2 separate regions of the Mus musculus genome follow, and region 1 is linked to region 2. A link is a loop called in an ENCODE intact Hi-C map of the cell type or tissue named here. Cell type or tissue: left cerebral cortex. All regions are shown on one strand. Region 1 overlaps Sorbs2 (sorbin and SH3 domain containing 2). Region 2 overlaps Sorbs2 (sorbin and SH3 domain containing 2).

What was found. A loop is a pair of places that touch in the nucleus more often than their neighbours do. Peaks named below come from ENCODE experiments on the same cell type or tissue, not always from the same donor. Only the 100,000 strongest peaks of a DNase experiment are listed, where the experiment ranks them.
Region 1: a loop joins it to region 2, with 2.1 times the contacts of the local background. A loop is called at or near these places in 1 of 42 quality-filtered maps.

Annotation. Positions count from the first base shown.
Region 1 is chr8:45,555,952-45,560,951 of GRCm38, reverse strand. All of the region lies in intron 1 of Sorbs2 (sorbin and SH3 domain containing 2), which reads right to left. Among named protein-coding and RNA genes, the nearest start is that of Gm16351, 46 kb to the left of the region's middle. In left cerebral cortex, no CTCF peak of the experiment used is centred here; DNase peaks (open chromatin) are centred at 1,543, 2,266 and 2,841; H3K27ac peaks cover 2,149 bases.
Region 2 is chr8:45,624,716-45,629,715 of GRCm38, reverse strand. The region is part of intron 1 of Sorbs2 (sorbin and SH3 domain containing 2); the gene reads right to left. Among named protein-coding and RNA genes, the nearest start is that of Gm51529, 14 kb to the left of the region's middle. In left cerebral cortex, no CTCF peak of the experiment used is centred here; DNase peaks (open chromatin) are centred at 521, 828, 1,552 and 1,997; H3K4me3 peaks cover 2,490 bases; H3K27ac peaks cover 2,419 bases.

The DNA of each region.
Region 1 (5,000 bases), 69 kb after region 2:
TGCCACAGGAAATACTCTGGCAGGAAATCTTTCATTTTCCTCTAACAGATGTAATCCGTAACTCCCTCCACCCCACCCCACCCCACCCCCGACCCTCAATACCTCTCACATAGGTACTTATCAGCCACGGTATGCACACATCTTCCCTCAAAGCCTGCTTGCATGCCCTGAATATGAGTGTCCTCTTTTTCTTTATAACTCAGTATTTCTCTTACTGGCCTGTTGCATTTCAATGCTTTTGCTTTTTTCCCCTTTGCTGAACAGGGGTAGGGGTGGGAGGGGGGGACCACTGTAAGACCAGGAACAAAGACAGCCTGCTAAGCACAGCTTGATACAGGTAGTTGAATGCTGAATAGATGAACAGAATAAAAACAAATCTTGATAACCGCCCAGACCTTTTTATTACACATGAAGGAGTTAAGACAAGCTGTCACCAAGAGGGCTTCCAGGTCTAAAACACCAGAATCTAGAGTCTGTACTTGGTAGCGTGACTGAATCAATAAGCAAGAATTGGGGATTTAATGAATTTGCCAAAAAAAAAAAAAATTCCACGAGGAAACACTTCTATGTTATATTTTTATATAATTGTAGATGACGTTTCTTTCTTTGCTTCATTCGCTTTCACCTACTCCATAGTTTACATATTTTACTGTATGGGCTCTACCCCTTTTTATTTAAATTTTGCCATACAATATATTTGTTCATATTTTCCTCTCCCCCACCTCCTTGCAGATTGTTCCCACCTCTCTACCCAGCTAACATTAGGTCATCTATCTATCTATCTATCTATCTATCTATCTATCTATCTATCATCTGTCTGTTTGTCTACCTCACCCAACTTTATGTTATCTGCCTCTTGCAAAAAAATGCATAAAACATTTTATTCTTATTTTTGGATCAGCAACCCTAATGAAGCAGCATACACTGGAACATTCGGTTGCTAAAAGAAATGAATTGTGACTACAGAAGAATCAGGATTGAAAGGAAATGGAGAGCCACAGGAAACCTTGACTTTATCTGTCAAGTAGGACTGTGCCATCCATCCTTAACAGGCAAAGCTGAGCCATGATCGCAAATGTCTATTCGAACAGCTCTGTAACATTTCTTTTTAACTAAAGCCTTCATGTAATTAAGAAAGATTTTGATTGTATACTGATATTAATAGCAATGTCATTTATCACTGATGAAAAATGGAAGCAACCCAGTGTCCACTGAGAGATGAGTCAGCTATTCTGGTGGCAATATGCATATACATAAATATGTAAATGCACTAATACTATAAATATTCATAACTATGCATATTCATGGGTGGATATTCAGCCTTCCAAAGGGGAATCCGTTGTGACATGTGCTACTGACATGGTTGAATCTTGAGCAACTTAAGCCAGTCACACAAGAACAAATATTGCATCATTCCAGGTATACCCGGTACTCGGAGTAGTCAAATGCTAGAGACAGAAGAGTTGGAAGGTAGGAGCAAAGACATGCAATATTTAGTGGAACTAGAATGTGAGTTTGGGAACATAAAGGGCGCTGGAGACAGATGGTGCTGAGTCACTAGTGTGAATGTCTCATACCAGTGGAAGTATGGTTACCATGGTTAATTTTTATATAGTTTATAGTTCCCCACGATCTAAAAGGAGAAAGAGCGAGGATGTGAAAGGACAATTACAGCATCCAAAAGCAAGAATGAGGGAAATTCCTAACACATTCTTTCTGGCCCAGATATCTTGACAAGTTGATATTTTGAGCTAATAACACATATCAGTTCCTGGCCTTGTGACCAATATTAAGCGTGGAGCTGCCAAGAAGTGACAACATGACCATCTTGGGTTTTCAAAGGATGTTGGATGTGGAGGGACAGGAACAAAAGGATCAGGATTCACAGATTAGAAGGAACCGAGGTTTCTGTGCATCATGAGGAAAGGGGATGCAGAGGAAAACAGCTGGACCTAGGATGTGGCTTCCTAGGGCTGCCCTGTCCTCAGATGATAGAGGCTGATGCCAAGAACAGCTTGCTTGAATCTGGATGGACAGGTTGGAAAACACCAGAGGCAGCAACCACTTCCACATGGAGGATGAAGTGCTAGAGGCTGAGGTTGATGATGGCACAGATCCACCAACAGGGCTGATGTTCAGGAGTCTTCAGTGTTCTCACTGATACTAAGAGATTGGATCCACTTGGTACCACTTGGTACCATCTTCATAGATGTCAAGTCAGGGCTTGGCTGAATCATGGAAGTGTTCCTATTTTTAAACGGCTAAAAAAGCACGGGGACATATTAAAGTAGAAAATACAAGACAGATCGGAGCAAAAGGACCAATGCAGAAGAAAATGTTGGCACGAGGTGTTGGAGAAGTGGGAGCAATCCTTGCCAACTGCTTCAGGCTGCTCGTGTATTTGCATAACATTTAAATTGAAGCCTAACTAATTTTCCAACAAAGCACTTGGCTCCAAATGTAAAATTTATGATGAATTAGTCTTTTAAAAATTAAAAGATGGTTTTCTTGTCTATGCATAATCTGTATATGTCTGTTCTTTTTTAATTATTATTATTATTATTATTTTAATTTCATGAATGGCTTTAACCTTGGGCATTTCTGTCTATACTCATTAAAGCACATATTGTGCTGGAGACTTGACCAAGAGCATCGCAAGTGTGCAGATGTCTTACCATGCAAGGCACCAATTTCCCCCTTTAATTATTTCCCTGTCAGAATCAATCTCTCTCTAGGGTCTGCTTTTGATGCTCAGCCAATCAGTCTCATTGTGCTGACACAGTCCAGCTGATGCCAAACAGGACTGCTGCTGAGGTCCCCATTAAGGGAACAAAACACACAGTCATCCCAGAAATGGCACCCTGCTGCCACAGCATGCATCACCAGGACTCGAAAATCACCAACTGCCAGGGAATGAAGGGGGCCTGGAGACTACCTCCTGCCAGTCTAGCATCTGCCTGAAGAAGAGACAAGAGGACAGTGATCATTTGGTGAGCTAGGAAGAGACCCGAGATCTATATACGCCTCCTAATTCCCATAACTCCCTTCAGCTCTCTCCATATCCTCTCATCACACCCCTCCCAACTACTACTCTTTTTTTTTTTTAATAACTCACTATGTCTAATTAGTGCTGTTCATACTTTCATGGATGTGGGACCATCCACTGAACCATGGGATACCCGCTAATGATCACACCCTCAAAGAAGAATGGTTCTCCGTCTGCCATTAGCTATAAACTGCTAATAGCTCCTTAGTGAGTGGTAGGGTCTAGAGAACACCTCTGACTAACAACATCTGCTTTCCTTGCTGTAAAGTGATATCTTCATTGTAGACTTGATAGAATGTGACTTAGTTGTGGGCTCTCAAAAATCGAAGATCCAGAAAAGAAGAGCGAATGTGGGCGATAGGTTATCTTTTTCCCCCCATTATTATTTTTTCCATACTTGTAGATTTTTTACATAGTTTCTTTACTTATATTTCAAATGTTATTCCCTTTCCTAGTTTCCCCTCCGAAAATCTCCTATCCCCTCTCCCCCTCCCCCTGCTCCCCAACCCACCCACTCCTGCTTCCTGGCCCTGGCATTCCCCTATAGTGGGGCATAGAACCTTCACAGGACCTAGAGGGCCTCTTCTCCCATTGATGACCGACTAGGCCATTCTCTGCTACATATGCAGCTAGAACCATGAGTCCCATCATGTGTTTTCTTTGGTTGGTGGTTTAGTCCAAGGGAGCTCTGGGGGGTACTGGTTAGTTCATATTGATGTTCCTCTTATGGGGCTACAAACCCCTTTCTCTAGCTCCTTCATTGGGGACCCTGTGGTTCATCCAATGGATGACTGTGAGCATCCACCTCTGTATTTGTCAGGCACTGGCAGAGCCTCTCAGACACTATTGCGGATGTCAACAAGAGCTAGCTGACAGGAGCCTGATAAGGCAATAGGGTTATCTATAGACCAAATTCCTCTGTCTTAAAACTAGCTCTTGTGAGTGACAGGTCCAATGCGGCAAAGGCAACTAACCAAGGTCCAAGTTCAGAAGTTGTCTTGGATGCACAGTGTCTTCTGAACTCATTGCTTGTGTCTGAGCAATTCCCTTCCATATGAACTCTGCTCCATTGAAGTATCCCAAGAGAACACATGGTCAGGCACAGCTGCACACAGTCTCAGCCCGTGCAGCGATTTCAGACTTTCAGTGGGAAGAGTAAATCAGTGGCCATGGCATGACATCTATATTCCAAGTTGCACTGATCTTGGGGTCAGGATAACATCCTTTGTTCAAGCTGGGAGCCCCAATACTCTCGTCCTAGGTCCTTGTCACTTGCCTGCTTTGTGATCAGATCTTAACGTTCACATTCCCAGACCATACGAGGACCATGACTGGCACAGATAAGACAGCATAGAATGAAAGCCACCTCAACAATCTTTCCTAATAGCAAAATATCTGTGGTGTGTGTGTGTGTGTGTGTGTGTGTGTGTGTGTGTGTGCGTGTATGTGTGAGTGTATGTGTGTGTGAGTGTGTGTGTGTGTGTGTGCGTGTATGTGTGTGTGTGTGTGTGTGTGCGTGTATGTGTGTGTGAGTGTATGTGTGTGTGAGTGTGTGTGTGTGTGTGTGTGCGTGTATGTGTGAGTGTATGTGTGTGTGAGTGTGTGTGTGTGTGTGTGCGTGTATGTGTGTGTGTGTGTGTGTGTGTGTGTGTTTCATGCATTTGATTAGGTTTGTCTGAATGAGCGTAGGTGGGCAAGGCTGTTGGAATGGGAGCAATGTACCAGTGGCTATACCACTGAAGAATATGACTCTGCCTCCACTGCAAAGCTAAATGTTCTACGGCTCCTGTAGCAAGGGTGGGGCTTTATGGTCCCTTCTCCATCCCTGACGGGATGTCTATGGACCCCATCTGTGCAGGGTTTGTGCAGGTAACCACTGCTGTTATGAATCACAGGTCCACTATCATTTTTGAGACAAGTTCTCTCACTGAATATAGAACTCTCTATTCAGCAA
Region 2 (5,000 bases):
TAAAACATCCCCTCCTTATTTATGCTTTATGGCTTGCTACTCTGAGGGTACGCTAACATAGGAAACAGGTGATTTGTGTCCACATATATCAATGGAGACATCACAATTACCGTTATTGGGAGACTCCTTATCCAATCTATATTTAGCCACAAAAGACAGGAAATAATAAATTACTTCTTGGAAAAAGACCTTGATAACTATTTATTTGAAACCTCGTGGCAAACTCCATCTTTTGCTGATAGAGTTGTTATCAGAAGTTTTCAGCCAATAATTTTTTACTATTTTCAACAGCGTTGTGACTAATTCAACATTCCTGGTATACCGGCGGTAGAACTGACTTAGAAAAGGCTGAAATGGTGCTAAGGCAGAATTCACTCATTCCTTGACCCGTTCCTCTCCAGGGTGTTTCATTTGGCTGACCAATTTCAGTCCCCAGTACCAGCTTGTTCCTAAGTGACTATAAAGCACAGCAATGCTCACAGAGGGGCCATCCCCCATTCAATGCAAACTCCGTGTCACTTTCAGCCAGTGGCCAGCCGCTGACATCGCTCCCATTATTAGTGTGTGCATCTGTATGGAAGTATGGAAGTATGTGATATTTTCTCTTTCACCGTCCTATGAAATCTATCTACTTGTGAAGAAAAAGAAGCAAGAAAACAAATTTTCCTGCCACATCTTATAGAGGCACTTGAGTCCAACACCAAGACTTCATCTCTTTTCTTTCCCTACATTCTGAGCTTAGGGAGTACAATGGGGGTGTTGTGCTCTGGGGTAGCCTGGCATGCAGGATATTGGGAGAGGAGGTGTGAGCAACTTGCAATACCTACAGTGTTTGCTCTATAACTGCCGGGGACTAAATCAAACAGCACACCGGGCTATTCCGTCCAGAATAAGCAAGTACAAAATCCACCGGCTGTTATGACCTATATAGGGAACAGAATTCCCTCCTTTAAAGGTGTGCATAGGTGTAAAGATTTAAAACATTTATGAGGATTAAAAACAAATGTTCCCCAGCTTGCCTTCTGCGGGTTTGCTGTGTAGTTCTTTTAACGTGTCAAAGGGCAAGTCACAAAAGAATCCATTGTTCTGGCGGAGAGAAAGGTTATTATTGGCTATCAGGTCTGTCCAGAAAGACAAGCCATGATAGTTTGTTAAAACAGTAAATATTTATTTTAAATCCTAACCCAAAACAGCAGAGCTTTTTTCCCCCTTTATCGTACAATTTCTGGAACCTCAACTCACCGAGTTAACTCTGTATCTGAACCACTAATTTGTGGAAGTAGTGTGTGTGTGTGTGTGTGTGTGTGTGTGTGTGTGTGTGTGTGTTCCTCCTTAATTTCAGATCATAGCAATCAATGTAAAATTTTTTTCAGGTTAACTTTTGCTTCCATTCATTCATTTATTTTTTTATGCTGAGCTTTCAAAAGAGGGGGAAAAGCTTACCTCCGTCAGTCAAGTGGGATGCCCGGAACCCCTTTCTCAGCTGCAGCTTCAGCGTGTAGGAGCAGATGCTCTGTGAGCCAACCAGTCTGTTAACAGGAAGCAGGTGAACACTAGAGCGTCCGCCTGCGTTCCAGCCCAGTGCCCATCCGAGCACACACCTGCTTTCCCAGACCTGCAGCTCATAAGCAACAGCCTGGCACAGAATCTGTGCTGGCAGAGGGCGACCCCTCCCTTTAGAACCCCGAGTTCTCTCAGCTGGGGAGCTGCAGAGATAGCCGTGCAGGGCAGGCTTGCTTTCCCGAGACAAAACCCTTTCCTGCTGCCCGCGAGCGGATACGCAGCATTATCACCCCGCAGTCCCCGTTCTCCAATCAGCTAATTGCAACACCAGTCAACAGCTTGTCGCAGGGCCAGCTTGCGGGCACACGTGGCTGCAATAACTGTGCACTAGCATGCCCATTGTGGCTCTCCAAAGATTTTTCTCTTTTTAAATGCTTCTTCCACAGCTAAGCTCTATGCCACACTGCTTTCCATAAGTAAAATGGCTGGTCCTCTCAGCGCGGCTGCAGAGAGCTCATTGGGTTCCACTGGCTTTTCGTAGCCATAGCAACAGCCAACAGACAGACTTAGCAAGCATGGCTGATCATGTGCAGCACACGACACAGTTTGTTAATTTCTTTCTTTCTTTTTAAATCAAACTCATCATTTTTTCGAAGGAGGGCAGCTTCTGTTACCTTTTTAAATGTTTCACCTAGAGCGCAAGCGCCCTGGGTCTTCACCCCGCCCCACCTGCTTTTCTAGGGAACTTTTGTCTTGTCAGTGTTACACTGTGAGATCAAGGAAGCAAAGCTGTATTCTTCTCTATCCAGGTTAATAATATGCATATCGCCAGAGAGGCACTAATTGGAACCATGGGTGAAACCAGGTTCGACCTTAGAAGGAGCTGGAAGAAGATTGGTAAATGGAGACAGCTGTTTGTTGTTGTTTCTTGCTTGTTTTTATTTTCTGTTTTTTTTTTCTCCTAATGACAATCTTATAGCCAACTTAATTCAAAGAAAGCCCTGTGACTTGTGTGTTATATGTGGTCAAAATAATAAATAGTCTAGTCAGATGAGATAATTTAGTAATTCTGAATGATCCATTTATCTATAGAATGTGTTTAATATTTTTATACATCACATAGTTTAAAGTAGAGCTTTTAAAAGTTCTATTGTAGTTTCCATCGAAAATTCCCTTTAATGCAATTTATACTTTAGTTTTATTTTTTAAAATACTTAAATAAAAAAATCAAATGAAGGATCCCTTGAGAACATAATCATTCCCTTCAAGGCCAGAGCATCTTGATATGCATTCCACTCTCTCTCAAAAGCCTACCTCCTCGGGGACTCTTCCACGGTTAATGTCATTAACAATTTAAATCTCTAGCAGCCCCCCCCCCCCCGCCTTTAAGTATTGTCTCCAGTCATATTCGATTTGATGTATTTTCAAAGCAGTGTCTTACTTAGCTCTGCTTCCAGCAATCTGTTTGAAATGGTGTGTTAACACTTTGGACTTGCAAATAGACCAGTTTTGTTTGCTAGGAGACATTGGTTTATATTTTGTGAGGATTGCATCTTTCCTGCCCAAGCTAACATTCCTGACTTCTGTCGTCATTCCCAGGGTCAATATGACAGGAATTCTGTGGGGGGTAGATTTAGGGAAACCTGTTTCCTCTCCTTGTCCAAGCAGATTCATCTTTGACCCACACAGGATCGGTATGTCCAGTAAGGATTGAGTCGACCCTTCCTGCTTGGCTAGAGTCCCACACTTTAGATGGTCACTGGAGTCATCCTCTGTTAAGTCACCGAGTTTTGCTAGTTCTGAACTAGCCAGGACAATTTCTTAAGAATGTCTGCTCTTCAGTCCCCAAGGTCCACACCTTGAGTGGCATAAAGGCTTCCTGGACTCCTGGATGCTTCTATTTCCTGAAAGGTTCTTTCCTGAGCCCTCATCCAGCACCTTTAACCTCGGATCCCAGCTGCCTCTCTATCCTTCAGAGTCATGCTCAAATAGACCACGCACCAGTGGTACTCTCACACAGAGCTCATCTCTGTGCCCCCACTGTGCAGGGGATGTCTCTGTTGACTGGACATCTCTTGTGCCTTTTCACTCATTAACAGACTTTCTCTGCCACTGCTTGAAGGCCAATCTGGCCCATACATTATTGCCTTCTATACTTGAACGCTGTAGCTTCTCAATACACACATTTTCTTGAATGTAAGATGAGAATCTAACTGTGTTGCCTAGGCTGGACCTCAGCTTCTGAACTCAAGGAATTCTCCTGCTTCAGCTTATTGAATAGCTGTGACTACAGGTATAAGCCACTATGTGTGGCTTCCCTAATATCAAATGATGTCCTACAGTACTGTAAGATTTCATGTGCATTCCTCATTTTATCTCATCTTCAAACATCATACATTTATGGATGCAATCACTTCAGGAAAACCGACATGATTCTAATTAAATGTTGATACTTTATAAAAGTAAAACAAATATTCTAAGGTTATTTTGGATTTTTGTATGACTTTTTTCATGTTATGTCTGAAAACAACTTTATTCTACTTAAATGAATTGCTTAGTTGGGTATGGAAACCGTTAGTCTTTTTCTTTTGGACTACAAAGGGTCTCCTTTCTTTATCATGCACCTCCTACTCCATTACACCATTAACAGTTCTTTCTCTAAAGAGGAGAACCTGAACCCCACCCCCCCCCATGTTTCATAGGACTAGAAAGCTGGTAGGAACTGAAACCAATCCTTTGCCAGTTTGTGACCCCATATTCATCTTTATTGATGGTTAAAGAGTTGTCCCTTGTTAACTAATGGAGAATGGTTCCAGGGCAACCTTCTCTCATCGAGGATAACATAGTCATCAGAGGTTCAAGTCTTTTTGTATAAAACGATGTGTTGCCATACAGATCACATCTAATTCAATGTAAACACTATGCATGTTGTGTCATATTACTTAGAAAATAGTGTTAAGAAGTCTAGATGCACACATGTTTATGAGGCAGGTCTCATTAGTCTCCAGTGACCTTGAGTTTTGTGGTGGTTTGAATAGGTCTCCCTATTCAATAGGTTTGAATGGCTCCTATAGAATCATGTGTTTAAATGCTTAGCTCATAGGGATTGGCACTATTAGGAGGTGTGGCCACATTGACGTGGGTGTGGCCTAGTTGGAGGAAGTATGTCACTGTGGGGTTGGGCTTTGAATGCTCAAGCTACATCCAGTGTGGGACAAAGTCTCCTGCTGCTTATAGATCAAGATGTAGAACTCTCAGCTCCTTTTCTAGCACCATGTCTGCCTGCAGTGCTGCCAAGCTTCCTGCTGAGATGATAGTGGACTAAACCTGTGAAACTGTAAGGCAGCCCCAGTGAAATGTTTTTCTTTATAAGAGTTGCTGTGGTCATGGTGTCTCTTCACAGCAATGAAACCCTATCCAAGACAAAGTTGCTACCTGGTTGAGGCTAAATTTGGATTCTTGATCCTCCTGCCTCTGCCTCTTAAATCCTAGTGTTA